3 separate regions of the Homo sapiens genome follow, and regions 2 and 3 are each linked to region 1. The links are chromatin loops, found by intact Hi-C in ENCODE. Cell type or tissue: CD14-positive monocyte. All regions are shown on one strand.

Evidence for each region. A loop is a pair of places that touch in the nucleus more often than their neighbours do. Peaks named below come from ENCODE experiments on the same cell type or tissue, not always from the same donor. Only the 100,000 strongest peaks of a DNase experiment are listed, where the experiment ranks them.
Region 2: it touches region 1 in a loop (3-fold over the local background); 3 of 110 quality-filtered maps call a loop at or near these places.
Region 3: a loop joins it to region 1, with 3 times the contacts of the local background. A loop is called at or near these places in 9 of 110 quality-filtered maps.

Annotation. Positions count from the first base shown.
Region 1 is chr7:18,225,223-18,230,222 of GRCh38, forward strand. It overlaps a transcript of HDAC9 not described here. Among named protein-coding and RNA genes, the nearest start is that of MIR1302-6, 100 kb to the left of the region's middle. In CD14-positive monocyte, no CTCF peak of the experiment used is centred here; no DNase peak of the experiment used is centred here; H3K4me3 peaks cover 500 bases; H3K27ac peaks cover 298 bases.
Region 2 is chr7:18,175,529-18,180,528 of GRCh38, forward strand. It overlaps a transcript of HDAC9 not described here. Among named protein-coding and RNA genes, the nearest start is that of MIR1302-6, 51 kb to the left of the region's middle. RefSeq lists enhancers at 1,984-2,128, 2,793-2,902 and a cis regulatory region at 2,047-2,064. In CD14-positive monocyte, no CTCF peak of the experiment used is centred here; DNase peaks (open chromatin) are centred at 2,493 and 2,913; H3K4me3 peaks cover 1,768 bases; H3K27ac peaks cover 2,311 bases.
Region 3 is chr7:18,292,632-18,297,631 of GRCh38, forward strand. It overlaps a transcript of HDAC9 not described here. Among named protein-coding and RNA genes, the nearest start is that of MIR1302-6, 170 kb to the left of the region's middle. In CD14-positive monocyte, a CTCF peak has its summit at 3,638; a DNase peak (open chromatin) is centred at 2,000; H3K4me3 peaks cover 3,358 bases; H3K27ac peaks cover 3,973 bases.

The sequences.
Region 1 (5,000 bases):
ATTTTATCCTTATATAGGTAAAGAGAGAAGTTATACACTGAGTATGCCAAAATGACCACATGCTTCACACTTGCACTACCTCTTTTTATGAATCTAAATTTGGAGTTTTCAAAACCTCCTGTTTAAAAATACATCCCAAAAGACTTCTGCTTATTGCACATTTTGTTCCTGTCCTGTACAACTGAGATTTTCATTTATAATTCTTTTTGGAATGTTTTTCTTTTTGTCATAAATACAAAAGGAAGCTATTGACATATAATCCTTCATTATGTTTTATGCAGTAGCATCATAATTCTCAAATTTTGAGAATATATATTTTTTCTTTCAAGTCTAGAGACAAATCTTACAAGAAAGTTTAATTATGTGTTCATGCATATACATGGAATCTTAAATATAATTGAATGAATAAAAATTAAGTTGCCACAAATTAGTTTATGCAGGCATCTTTCACTTAAAAGATAGTTTGGAGGAGAAAAAATTCACTGACAGGTTTTTCTATTATATGATTTATATTTTCCTGTTGGATTTCATGATAAAGTTACAGTTTCATTTTATCAAAGGGAAAACTTGTTCCTTGATTTTTAAATAGGAAGTCATATTCAGAGATACATTAGTCCTTTTAAAATAACATATTTAAACATAAAATAGTAATCTTATAAAATTTATTAAGTCATACTTAGAGTATTAACTGTTTTCTGTTATGCTCAATAAAAATTATAAATTAAAAATGAGGGTACCAGAAACTCTTAAAATATAATAATCTATCTCTCCTAATTTTACTCATAATATAATTCATTAACCCATTATTCCATCTTCCAAAATGCTAACTTGCCTCTTTCCAGCTATCTTGAAATGTACTTAACTGTAACATATCTATACTTTAATGTATGTCACTGAATAAGATAAATTTAGAGTATGTGAAGTTTAAGGCTGAATGTTTTGTGGAATTGTTCTTTAAACTAACCCAAAATACCACCTTTAGACTGCTATAGCTGATACTGGAGCATGTTTCTTGTCTCAAGGAGCAAATAATCTTTCTAATATTAAACCCCAGAATCAGAGAGATGTACCCATCCAGTTTTGGGAGTGGTGGACAACTGCAGGCTCCCCTGCAGGGAAAAGACTTGGCCCCTGTGAGACATACAGCACCTGGAGGTTGAGCACATGCTCCCTGTAGGTGAGCTAACTCCCAGGAAAAAAAAAAGGGATAGAAGAGGCAGACTATACATTGCCCTTTTTAAATCTACCAGGTCAGTCACTCCTCCTGGAAGAATAAGTGTCACGCTAGTAGTGCTCCTTCCATAAAAAAAACTAAAGGAGTGGGGAAGAATCATTCCCTCCCATAGCAATAATGATGTGTGTAAGACAGAGTTGATGAAAAAGGAAGTATGGAATATGGTGGGAACATAGCCTAGCCTAGGGGTTCATTGGAAGTGATATTTCAGCTGAAGGAATAGGGAGTAGGATTGAGGAAGGTGGGTTTGGGCAAGAAGAAAGATGTCTTAACACATCTGTGGAATTTACAGCAATTCAGCATGGCCGGTTACAGCCTAGGCTAAGAGACAGAATCTGGAGTGATATAGCAGGATATGTAGGCAGTGACCAGATCTCAGAGTGAGTTGTGAGTCAAATTCAGATGAATAAAGGGCAACAGAAACATTTGAAGGGTTTCAAATAGAGCGATGACAGAATCAGATTTATGTTTTGAGGGGACAATCATTCTAACTGTAATTTGGAGGGAAGCAAAGCTAGAGAGAGGAAGATCTATTAGTGGTATGCAAGGAAAGGAGGTTTGTGGGAGGGGACGTGTAGATTAGTATAGTTTTATAAATTTTGCCCTTGAAGAGCAAGACATTCAAATAAAGTTGTTAAGAAAGTTAGATGGGTGCATACACATAAGTCTTTCTGTGAATGCCTTTTATTTGAAATACTGATCAATGGGTTTATGTTAAAGCTAGGGTAGCCATAAATTTAATTAGCCTTCTCCCATTTTGATAGAGACTTTGTAATCCTTCTGAGTATTTTCTTTAGTTTTCTGATGAATCCACTTATTTAAATAAAATTATTCAGTTAAAAATTTTTTTGAAAGAATATAAAAATTCGCTGTTTCCTGCCACTGTTTACTACAAGATACTGTTGATATGTGGTAAGTGTTCTGGTTTATGGGAGGAGAAAGGAAAGTTTAAGTTCATTTTTGGGAAGACACATTTCCATTGACATTGAACTTGCTAAAATTGCATGATCACACACAAAGTGATTGCACAGCAATTTTTTTTTTTAGTTGCTGCCAATATACAACTATTTAAAGGCTGGACTATTTCAAAAGATAATAATTTGTTATCAACATTCTTAGGTGCAGATAAAGAGCCTGGAACCATGTCTGGTAAAACCCTTCCCAATTTACACCAGAAAGTCTTTGGCAAAGGTAATCTTGTGCTGCTTAGCTGAAGGCCCTTCAGTATCAACTAATAATGTAGCCTGCTGCCTGCTGTCATTTTTTCACTATTAGAAATATTATCATATTACTATTTTTGTACCTTTTGTGTAATGTTATAATAGCTTCTAAAGGTTTTCTCCTAATATTTTGAGAACTTTTGTTTGCATTCTTGATTTGAAACAGTGTGACCTGTTAGTGCCTATCGGATGAATTATACTCTTTGAATGTCTCTTTTTCTAAGCCGCTGTGCTAATACACTTTTTATTCATTTTCCCCTGTGTTATAATAACTATGTTTAAGTCTCATGGCAATCTTCTTTAGTCTATATATGCTGAAAAGATTTATTTGCATTTCTATCCAGAATAAATCAAAATAAATTTTGCTGGAAATGGCATCATGTGAATTGAGTTTCTTTAGCTTGCAATTTTTAATCATTGTGCTTTATCTGGTGGAAATGTTAATGTTTAGTGGCAAAAGAATTGTAAACAGTGTTTAACACACCTTTAGTCACAGACACTTTCATAGAATAAAGGGGGTTGTTTAATACTCCAAGAATTACTATTCTTATTTGAATTTTATTTCTATTGTTGCCAAGTCATTTTTTAAAAAGAAAAATGATCCCAGAAGTAGATAACCTTTTTTTTTTTTAATAAAGCAGATAAACTTACTGAAAATGACGTATAAAACTCAATTTTTCTGGTAGGTACATACTCTTTTGATTAAAAGTTATCTTAAACGCCACATACCTGAAAACACAGTTTTACCCATTCAACAATCTTGATGTTCACTGTCACTGTGATAAAGGAAATCCAAGATATTAGATAGCAATATTCTAGAGAAAAATAAACAAATTATATTTCCTTCCCCTGATGAAGTTGTCTAGAAAGCTCATCCAGGCCATGGGGTGAGACCAAGAAGTGAGAAGTTCTAGTGTCTGAAAGGAACTGCAGTTGAAGGACTTTATTCTTAGCATTATATATATGTATTTTTTTAACCTCTCTTTGGTTCTCAGATCAACACCAAAATGCATGTGCTCACCTTCTCTTGTCTTTATGTTTTCAGTAGGAGGAAGGCTGGCATTAGCAATACAACTTTGAACTCAGGAAGAAAGTTTAGCCTGAAAAAGATAGGCTGACTAGGGTAAAGTTTGCAGCCTTCCAAACTAGCCTGTTATCTTTATAAGTTTATGAGGTAGTAAAATGGAACCAACATTTCTAACAGAATACAGTCGTGTGAGCCTGTCATTCTGAAAGGGACTTTATGTGTGCTGAGGTCAAAATCCAGTATGGGAACCCATGCAGGGCAGGATCCAGGTTTTGTGGCTTATTAGACTTGTGCAGTTTCATGGGGCCCTCTTTAAGAAAAAGAATGTGGAATTACAAATGCAAAATTAGTGAAAAGATCTCGGAAGGGGCCTATGCAAGGAAAGGGCCCTGTACTTAAACTTCATTAATTCACAATAAATTCACTTCTAACCTCATACATAAACCTGTATCTAATAAGTTAAATTGTGAATTGATAATACAGCTAAATATTTTAAAATGAGATTGAATGTCACATTCTTGAGGAAACCTTCCCTGATTGCTTTCTTTGTAATGCCACTGTGTCACATATACATGGTGTGGTAACGATCCATTTACCCATCTAATTTGCTCATTAGATTCTAAGCTGCAGACTGGCTAGGATGTCTTGCCCACTGCTGTATCTTTTGTGCCTAGCACAGTGCTTAGAAAATTGTAGTTGTTAAAAGTAGAGTGCAGGGATGCTGGAGTCACAACACCTTCGAACGTATTCCAGCAGCAGGCTCGGTGCCGTGCCTGATGTGCCGAAAGGTGCCTCTAGTGCTATTACAATGCAGACACAGTTTCCATCAATCATATGGACAGCAGCTGCCAAGTTCTCTTTTACTTGGTGAGTTATGGATGGCAAAGATGTCTTTCAACTATGCACAAAAATTGGTAAAGAACTGGCTAGGTGTCCATCCGTCAGGTAGGAAGGAGTGATTATAACTGATCTGAAGGTAGAGTGAGATACAAAATGCCCTCTGAGGATATTTTACTTATTCCTGAGAGCTGCTGCTGTCTTTGAACACCTTTGAACATTTACTTTTTAAGACAATTAGATCAAGGGAAAAAATCATGGAAAGCATGATTCAAAGATCAAATTCTTCAATTTGATGAAGTCACACTTCATCTAACTGGGTCATTGATTTTAAACCAGAAGCCTATTTACTAATTTTACAGCAAAGATATTTAACTGTTTCTACAAGTCATCATAATAAATGTTATTTCTAATGAACAGTGTCTTGAACTTAAATAAGAGAGAGAAAAATAGTGGCATTTCCTCTACTCCCCAAATAATTCTATTATTGCTTAAGTTTAGTGTTTATAAGATTTAAAAATAATGGGTGCAGGTTGGGATGAGGATCTATATAACCATGGTGGATTATTTTTAATACTGAGAAAAACATAGGATAAATTCTGCAAGTACTATACTTTTTCTGCCAAAGGAGAAACATCCTAAAACAAGAAACTTAGGGGCTGATTTAAGAAAAAGCTGGATG
Region 2 (5,000 bases), 50 kb before region 1:
GTCTTCTGTGTTGATCACGATGGGAGCTGCAGACTGGAGCTGTTCCTATTTGGCCATCTTGGAACGGACCAGTCCATAGTTTTATAATGCATGCCTATGTGTTGATTTGTGTTGCTTTGGAGTTGCTTTAATATCCAAATGAAAGACTCATGACCATATTATTGGTGAACTTTTAAAAAATATTGTATTGATTTATAGGAAATTGATAAGCTTTGAGGTAATCTGTAAAATTATTTTTAACCCCCCCCCCCCTTTTTTTAGAATAACTTCCTGGCACTTGATTATATAAGGCTCTTGCTGCTTATGATAGATGGTTGCTCCTCACATATCATTGCATAATTAACCTTTTCTCCCAGGCTCTTAATGTCCAAGAAAATGTTCTCTTCATACCAGTAATGTAGTTCCACTGGAAAGTGTTCTGGGTGAGCTGGGGATTTTTCCTTTGGAGCTGGAATTTGCCCTAGTAATTCTGCCTTCTTTGGAATTCTGTGAGTTCTGTGAGAGGGCAGATAATCATAGTGGTGTATGACCAAGCACTCACCTTTTATCTTTAACTCTCAGAAGAAATTGTTTTTCAGAAAGAAATGTCAAAATGACATTATTCATGAGAAAAACTAGTCATGAGTTTTGGACTCTCTAGGAATGTAAACATGTTTAATAAAAGCTGGTGACAGTTTTTCGGTCTGCTGTTACTGGAAAGCCTGCTTGATTTCCTTCCCTGTGTTTTTCTGGTCTTGAGATCTCCAGTGCTTTCTGAAGATCCAGGAATGCCGTACAAATGGGAAAAGCCAGACTGTTATCTTGAACCTCTGTTTTTGAAATCTCTGTCTGATAAGGAAAAAAATATTGCAAGTCATTGTAGTTACTTGTTTGGTTTGTCACTGGAATTCCAAATATTTGCTTGGTGGTTCATGGACATGTAAATTTTGGGATATGTTACTATTGTTTAGGGTATACTGTCTGTAAAATAAGTTATTAACCCAGTGACTGTTAACTAGATCTTCCAAAAGCCCTGTCTCCTATCATTTTATGTGTATTGAAAAATTATTATAATTAGAGATTTTTTTAAACTCTTAGAAAATGAAAGTATACAGCTATGAAAATTCTGTTTGGGTAATTTTTTAAAAAATTTATTTTCAGTTCAGAGGTACATGTGCAGATTTGTTATACAGGTAAACTGTGTGTCACAGGGCTTTGGTGTACAGATTATTTCATCATGTTTGGATAATTTTTATGTTATTTTTTAATGCATTTTTATCCTTTTGTCTGTATTATTGTGCTTCCTTTTTTATTAAAGAAGAGTTGGATGTATCTTACTTTGGCTTTATGTTTAAAGTGAAACAGTAAATTGAAAGATTTTAACAGGTCGTGGTATGTCAATGAAAGAACCTAGAAATTAGCAGAAAAATGCAGGAAGCCAACTATAGATATTGGAAAAATAATACATACCATAACTTGAGTTAGGTAATGTACACTATCGAGTCTTTGAATTTCAATAAAGTATGTCAAAGTAGACATTGTATGTCATTTTCCCTTCTGTTGGGAGAACTGATAATCCGCCTACCCATCTGCCTTCCTACCTTTCTTAGTTTTCTTTCTTTTTCTTTTATTCTGCCTAAGTCCAGAAAAGATTTGGGGTCTATATAAGTAAGTTATGGAAAATAAAATACGTGAGGAGGAAGGGAAATGAAGGGAAATTGGGTACACCCTGTTAGTACCTGCATTTAAATTCTGTGAAGTTGCTTGAAGACGGATGGATCTGTGTCTGAGCTTCCTGATTAGCAAGTCTGTTGTCTATGGTGCGATTAATCTCTTCTCAGCCTAACTCTGATATAGTCACTGCCCTGTATAAGAAATGTCAGTGGCTCTCTATCACATCTATTTAAGGTATATAAGAACCCGTACCCTTTTCAGGCTTATCTTATTTTTCTCCTCAATGAACCCCACTCTGTTCAACATGTAGAGCTGCTTACCTTCCCCAGGTCCAGTTTTCTTGCTTGGAGGCCTTTGAATGACCCTTCCTCACCACTGGGAGTGTCCTGTTTACTTATCTTCAACACCCAGCTCCTACTCCATTCTTCTGTGAGGCCTTCCTGGGTGACGCTGACATTTGTTACCTCTCTCAGTTCTGGAACTTACCTTAGTACTGGGGTTGTCTTCTCTAATAGGCTTAGCTTTTTGAGGGCAAGGGACATCTAAGTACATTTTGTGGGGTGTATATAGAGTGAAGCAGTTGGCAGCTGTATTTATGGTTGCTCTCTTAGTTAAGTAATATACTGCCCAGCACACAAAAGGAGCCAAATAAGTGAAGAATAAAGGGCACTTTGTGAGGAGGCTGATTATAGTGGTGCTAGGGGCATGGAATTGGGGAGGAGGGAAGCAGTTGAATATACCTGAGCAAAACCAAACTGTTTCATATGTGTCATGAATCATATCCCTTTTCTTTTTGCTTATTCATTTGTTGACTTTCGGTTCTTTTCACCTCTAGTGCTATCCACTGAACTTCCTCCATCCCCCTACCTCCCCTTCCCTCCCGTTCCCTCCTCCACCTCCCCTCCCCTCCCCTCTCCTCTTTGACAGAGTCTTGCTCTGTCACCCAGGCTGGAGTGCAGTGGCACAATCTTGGCTTACTGGAACCTCCACCTCCCTAGTTCAAGCAATTCCCTTGCCTCAGCATCCCGAGTAGCTGGGATTACAGGCACATGCCACCATGCTGGCTAATTGTTTTGTATTTTTAGTAGAGACAGGGTTTCACTATGTTGGCCAGACTTGTCTCGAACTTCTGACCTCAGGCAATCTGCATGCCTTGGGCTCCCAAAGTGCTGGGATGACAGGCGTGAGCCACTGCACCCGGCCCCCCTCTTTCTAAGGTGGCTTATCTATTCATTGAACAACAAACATTGCAATAGGGTAGTCATTGTTTGCAAGACTTGTGGTTTCATACTGAGTTCTCTAAATGTGGGGAAGTTGCTAAGTTTGGCTCTTCTTCAGCTAGCACAGCGGTAGAAGCAGACCTACCACCCTCTTTCCTTTTAGTAACTTGAACTTCTCCCTGTTTCAATGCTTATAAACCACCTCTCTCCCAAAACAAATATGTATTGTGGTTAAGAATAGTGGAAAGAGTGACATGATTTTTAATTGTGGTTGAGCAGGAAATTGTTTTAAGTTAGTTTAGAATTCATTGATCCAACATTCTTTATACTTTTAAAAAGTAATACAGTTTTGCATACTGTATAATTAGCAGTAACTTTTAAATATACTACGTTTCTGAGGACCTTCAGTAAAATACATAGAAAGGAAAACATCCGGCTTAAAATTTGTGACTTTTCAATCTGTATACATTTTCAGTTCCTCTTATTTAAAGTGATAGACTAATAAATATTTTAATATAATGGTTGAAGTCTTTATTAAGATTAAATTAGGATCTTAAACTTTCTGTGTGTCTCCATTAAAGATGTGTTTTTGGCTTCATTATTTGACAGTGTTGTGGTATGGCATTTAATGGAGAACAAGATCTCTTACTTTGGAATGTATCTGGTCAAATGGAGTTCCTTTCATATTTGCCCAGGAAGCTTATTTTTCTAAAGATTATGGAAATAACAGATGTGGAACAAGCAAGCACTGCATGTCTTTCATTCAGAGTTCTCTGAGGAACCACCTTGGGTAGGCTTTTGTTTGTCACACACATAGCAAGTATGTCTTTACCCTGACTGATGCAATAGTCCAGCCTCCTGTGGGGTATCATCCACTAACAATAATGCCATAACCCATTAGTTGATTGCAAACTCTCTGAATCCATAGGGACTTGCCCCAGTCCAAATGAGTGACTAATTCTTAAACTACAAGGTAAAGCTGAGGTCCTAAGGGAGGAGGGACATGTTAAGGTTTGACTGTTTATTTTGCTTGTTATTACTGCAGGATCATTAAAGAAATGTTTATATCCTGTTGGGGTTCTATGTTCTTAACCACTATATAAGGATGAATAAGCTTTGTTTTTTTTGCTTCTACCTCTCTTATATTTCTTTCCATTCTCTACCCTCCCTCTCCTAAGGAAAAATGGTGTTCACACTCATTGGGTCTAAATAAACCCAAACGTCTTTTCTTTGAATATTTTATTACCTTATCTGTTTATCTATTAATGAGAAATTATACAAATGCATATTTGAAGTTCTTAGTAAAAGCCCAAGGACTTAAACGCAGCTCTGGAAACACCTGTCATCTATCTTTTATTTAGTAAATCTCCCTTTGTCCCAGATTCCTCATTTGGAAAATATGTCATGAATTTGTTATGTTGGTATCATAAAAGATGTAATTGTACAAGAGATAGTAAAGTATCACATGTTCATTTAGAATGATCACACATAAATATGTGCTTTTTTCTCTCAACCGTGACCTGTAACTATCCTTTTTTGAATGTCACAAAAATCTCATGTCTATAAGCCTCTCCACACTGATGAGATTGAGGCCTAAAACCATCATCTCCCAGCTCTGTCACAATTTCCAGATTTGTCTCTGTCTTTAGGTTTGCTCACTTTTGAGCACATAGAATTATGCCATCCTTTTCAAATTACATGTCAGCTCCTTACTTTATCCTACCCCCAGTAGTGAGCGCCTTAGTTGCCTTGCTTCATCTTTTGATGTGTTTTTACACTGTTTGTCATGCCAGCATTTCTTGTGAGCACCCTCCCCAAGACACATACACACACACACACACACACACACACACACACACACACACACACACACCACATTCTTAACCTATGGACATTTGCTGCTGTAAATTCATTATATATGGTGCATTGAAAATGTTTGCTCTGTGTTTCTTTCTGGACCTTGTGCTAGCAACTTTGTTTTGTCATTTTTGTCAAGTGATTTTCTTTTTTCTTTTTTTTTTCCAAATCAGCTAAGTCACTGATAAGATTGATGAGTATGAGAGATTGATCATTTTACAATTTCCATCCTGCGGCCATATGAGAGGTTGTATTTGGTACCTAGATTAG
Region 3 (5,000 bases), 67 kb after region 1:
AATTAACCATGCTTCAGTGGTGGATTTTGTTTTTAAGGCCATTTGTCTCTCTTGAGTTTTTGTAGAGGAGGGTGAAATATATCTAAGTCAGTTTTTGAGAACATGGAGTGCTGTTGTAAAACAAATGATAAACATTGATGCGCTGCAGAAATAAAAATTGGCTGAATCTTCTGGGAGGTGCTGAAGAGAACTGGGACATGCACAGTCAGACATTTTAGAAACCTGGAATTGACTTGAAGTGCTTTATCTTTTACATTACGGGTACAACTGCAAAAATAGAACTGAATGTGTGAATGAAGAGAGAGGTTAATTTCACAACTTTGGAGTTTTTTTTCCCCTCCAATAGAGTAATGGTGTTTTAAATTTTTTTTTTTCTTCACTCAAGGGGACATGGTCTAAAATTTAGAGCTAAAAATGCAAACATCAGACATAAATGATTGACTTGCCTTTTATCAGGCAATCTGATACAATTTGCAATCGTTCATTTTTCCTTCGTTGGCTACAGTACTTTTGTCATCTTGACAGAATCAGCCAAGCTTTACCTATAAAAATATTGGAAGAGATTTGAAATCATATGATCTTTTTGCAGAAAAAGAAAAGGATAAAGGGAATTGCAGCTGCCAGTGTTGGGGGGAGTGAAGTGGGAAGGGTCACTGTTATGTCACATTCTTAGATTCTTTTTTTTTTTTATTATACTTTAAGTTTAAGGGTACATGTGCACAACGTGCAGGTTTGTTATATATGGAACCCATCATTCTCAGCAAACTATCGCAAGGACAAAAAACCAAACACCGCATATTCTCACTGATAGGTGGGAATTGAACAATGAGAACACATGGACACAGGAAGGGGAACATCACACACCGGGCATTCTTAGATTCTTAAACCTTTGAGAAAGCAGAGCAGCTCTTTAGTACTGGCCACTGCAAACCATCTTCCAGAATTGTTCCATCATCTTGGTTTTTTTCTTTTTCTTTTTGTCTCTAATGTCTTCATCTCATAAGAACATATTCACAACCTGTAAAGCATGGTTTAGGGTCGGAAATTTCTGTATTTGTCTGTCATTAGAGACAGATTCAGAGTGCCATTTAGCTTGTCAGTGTCCACTTCTTTGTGCAGTAATGTAATTTCTGGTGGGGTTGGTCACCCACGGGATTACTGCGTACTAGTGCCTTCATGTTTACAGATTGTTTTCTATCCTGATCTTTAACATTTGTCAATGCATTATGTCACTGCTATTATTAAATGTAAACATTTAATAAGTTTTAAAAATCAATAAACATTAGTGCTTGATTTAAATGCTTGATTTAATTATTAACTTAATAATCAATTTAAATTTTAATAATAAAATGTATTAAAAGTCTTGAATAGATAAAGCATTGTTTTCCCTTGAGATGAATTCTGTCTTCATTTGTTCTTTTGTCCATTTATTCACAATTGCTTAGCATCTCCTGCTGGAGATCCAGAAATCAATAATCACAGTTTGTGCCCTCAGAAAATTCACAGGTTTGGGGTGAAAAAGAGTTGTATGAAATAAGTGATGCTATAGTTCACAAAATATATTCTAACTACATTGTACTGTCTACATTGGGAGAGAGGGTGTGTGTGTATGGATAATCCCAGACCCTGGGATTAGAGAATCATGGTTCAAAGCCCATTACCCTCTGGTTTTGGGTATTTAACTAATGTTCTTATTCCGTGGTTTCTTCACCTGTAAAATGATACTGAGCTGCTAGGGGTGTTGTATTAATTTAACATGTGATACATGTTAAGTATTTATATAGCGTATCCTATAGTCTTTGGGGGATCAAGGATAGTTTCTCAAATGAAGTTAACTTTAAACAACCTGAATGGCATAGATGCTTCTAGTCACAGGGAACTGGATATGACAAAATGGAAAATAGTTTTGCCTCTTTGAGAAAGAGAGTAAAGGTCAGCATGGCTGAAACATGTAAAAAGTGGGGAAGTTGCTTAGAGGTACTGGCAGAATCCAGATCGTGCTGGGCCTAGTAGGTCATGTTATGCAGCTGCATGTTGTGCAAGTGCAATCAGAAGTGATTGAAAGGTTTACACGGGGAGTTGCATGACCTGAATAATATTTTTAAACTAGTTGCAGAGTGGAGAATAGATTCGTGAAGAGCAAGAGTAGACACATGGAAATAGGTTAGAAAACTATTTCAATAGCTTAGTCCAAAAATGATGGCCACTTGGATTAAACAGTGTCAGGGGTGTAGGGGCAGTGGACAGAGTGAGAAATACTGTATAATTAATAGGACTTGGTAAACAATTGGATGTCATTGGGGAGCATCAATTATGATCCTATGGTGTTTAGCAACTGGGTCTAGTGAGACGTCTTGTGTGAAGATGGGCAAATTGGAAAAAGCAGGCTTGGACTTCTCAATTTACATGCTTTTGAAACATTCAAGGGAAGATGTCAAGTAGGCATAAGATGTCATGTAGATGTTAACTGAAGCCATGGAAATAGATGTGATCACTCAGAGAGATGGGATGAAGTGAGAAAAGCTGAGGGCCCAGTACTTAACCACTGGAAATTCCAAAATTTAGAAGACAGAGGAGAAGCAGCCAGTAAAGGAGGTGGATAAGTCATGGTCAGAGAAAAGGGAAAACAAGAAAGTTGTAGTTTTTAAGGAAAACAAAAGAAAATAGCATATTCAGGAGAAAGGAGTGATTATCCATGTCAAATGCTAAGGAGCTAATAAATAATCAAAAAATACCATGGAATTGGTATCATGGAGCTCATTGACATAAAGTAAACAGGCAGAAAATATAATTTCTTTAAAATTGCATTGCATTTTAACATACTGACTAATCAGTTTTACTGTTGACTAATTGAATAAATATATGAAGACAATAAAAGAGACATATTATTTTCCCAAGTGGCAGTATATTTAGAAATTATCTTACTTCTATCTTTACATAACTGTATGGTATACAAGGAAGCAGTAATAAACTATGCTGGTCTAAACTTACTTCCTTGGAAGTGCAAAAGTACTTGAAATCAGCACTTTCTTCTTGTGTATTCCCAATATCAAGATTACCAGGTACCATTGCTGAGGGAACCATTTGCGTAGACCAGTAGTTCTCAACCGGGGGCAGTTTGGTACCCCAGAGCACATTTGGCAATGTCTAGAGATATTTTTGATTATTACAGCTGGCAGCAGGTAATGTAGGGGGCAGCATCTAGGGGGAAGAGGCCAGGGATGCTGCTGAATATCCTATAATGCACCAGACAACCCCCCACAACAAAGAATTATTTGGCCCCAAATGTCAATGGCTGAGAAACCTTGACATAGACTAATGCAGACCTGCTCAGTGCCTTGGCAATAGTAGATCTTCACTAGAATTTTTCTGCAGGAGAGTGGGAGATCCTTTACTGCCTTTTTTTCATGGTCTACCAGTAGGTTTGTGTAGTAAGTGATCTTTGAATTTGGTTTTTATCTTGAAACTTCTTTGTAAAAAACAACGTGAATAAATAAAAGTATTGTGTACTCACGTGAATTACCTCTGCAGAATTTTCAATAGAATTTATTTATGTGGTTAAAAATAGAGGACAGTGCTCCACCCAGTGCATGTTAGACTTCTTACAGCAGAACTGGCTTCCTTATGCAAAGTTAGTTCCTATGCTGAAGTGCATTTTAGAGAAGTTTCAGTATTAAAACATACTTTAAACATTTAATAGATTAATTTTCTTTAAACCTGTAAAGATCTACGTCTTTAAAAATAATAAATTTTATTTTCTCTTGATTATAACATAATTCATATAGCTCATATTTGTGTGTGTGTGTGTGTGTGTAACTATAATAAACTCTTAGATACCTATAACTAACGCAGGATATGGAATTTAACCATTATCAATAAAACCTCCTTTGTGAATTCCCCTCTTGGCCAAGGAGAAACACAATTCTAAATATTTTGTTTCTTGTTTCCTTGTGTTAAAATTCTACTACATATGTATGTATCCCCAAACGAAGTATGAAATTAGTTTTTAAAATGTCTATGCCTGTAGGATGGATTGGAAAGGAGAGCCATGGAAAAAATAAAACAAACTCAATGGCTATTTGAGAAATGCAGACACATGGCTTTGAGGCTTGGCACCAAGCGCGGGGGCAGTGGCACCATTAGAAAGAAGTAGACATTTCTGTGACTGTCTGCCTCTGTGGAGAAAGGGGGAGCCTAAGGTCAAGATGACAGTGGTTTAAACACAGTGTTAGAATGGAGGTTTTATGAACAGAATCACAGAAGGAGGCAGGGGACAAGAAGCACACAGGCTGAGACAGACTTTGTATGCGGTGCCTTCTTTCAGGAAGATTGAAGTGCCATGTTTATTGTCTAGACTTGTACTTGCCATGGAAGCAGGACATCTGAGAGCTTGCTCTGTCTGGGCAATTCAAGATAGAGACTTAGAGACGTCATTGTTGAGCAGTAGAGCTGGAGGTGAAGATTTGAGAAACTTCCGTGTAGGTACGAGTTGAAGCCACATGAAAGGAAGAAACCTGGGGACAAAAAGCTTAGGGAATGCCCATAGCTAATGGTGGTATTTAAAACACATTATAAGCTTTTGCTGTGGCTTTTGCTTATTTTTATTTAAAAACTTTTTTATTTAAAAAACTTTTAATTAAAAACTGTTTTATGTCCACGTATAGGCTTCCTCGGGCTGTCTTTACAATATATGTTATGGTAGGGGATTATTAGGCTGGCACAAAAGTAATTGTGGTTTTTGCCATTAAACGGAGTGGACCAAAGAATTTTGCACCAATTCTTTGGTCCATGTGTCTGCATTTCTCAGATAGCTGTTGAGTTTGTTTTATTTTTCTGACTGCTCTCCTTGCCAATCCATCCTACAGGCATAGACATTTAAAAACTCAAATTTCATACCTTGTTTGGGGATACATAAATACATAGTGGAATTTTAACAACATGTTAAATGTTTGAATGCTACAATAACATTCTAAACTAGGTTAGATTCTTGTGACAGTAAA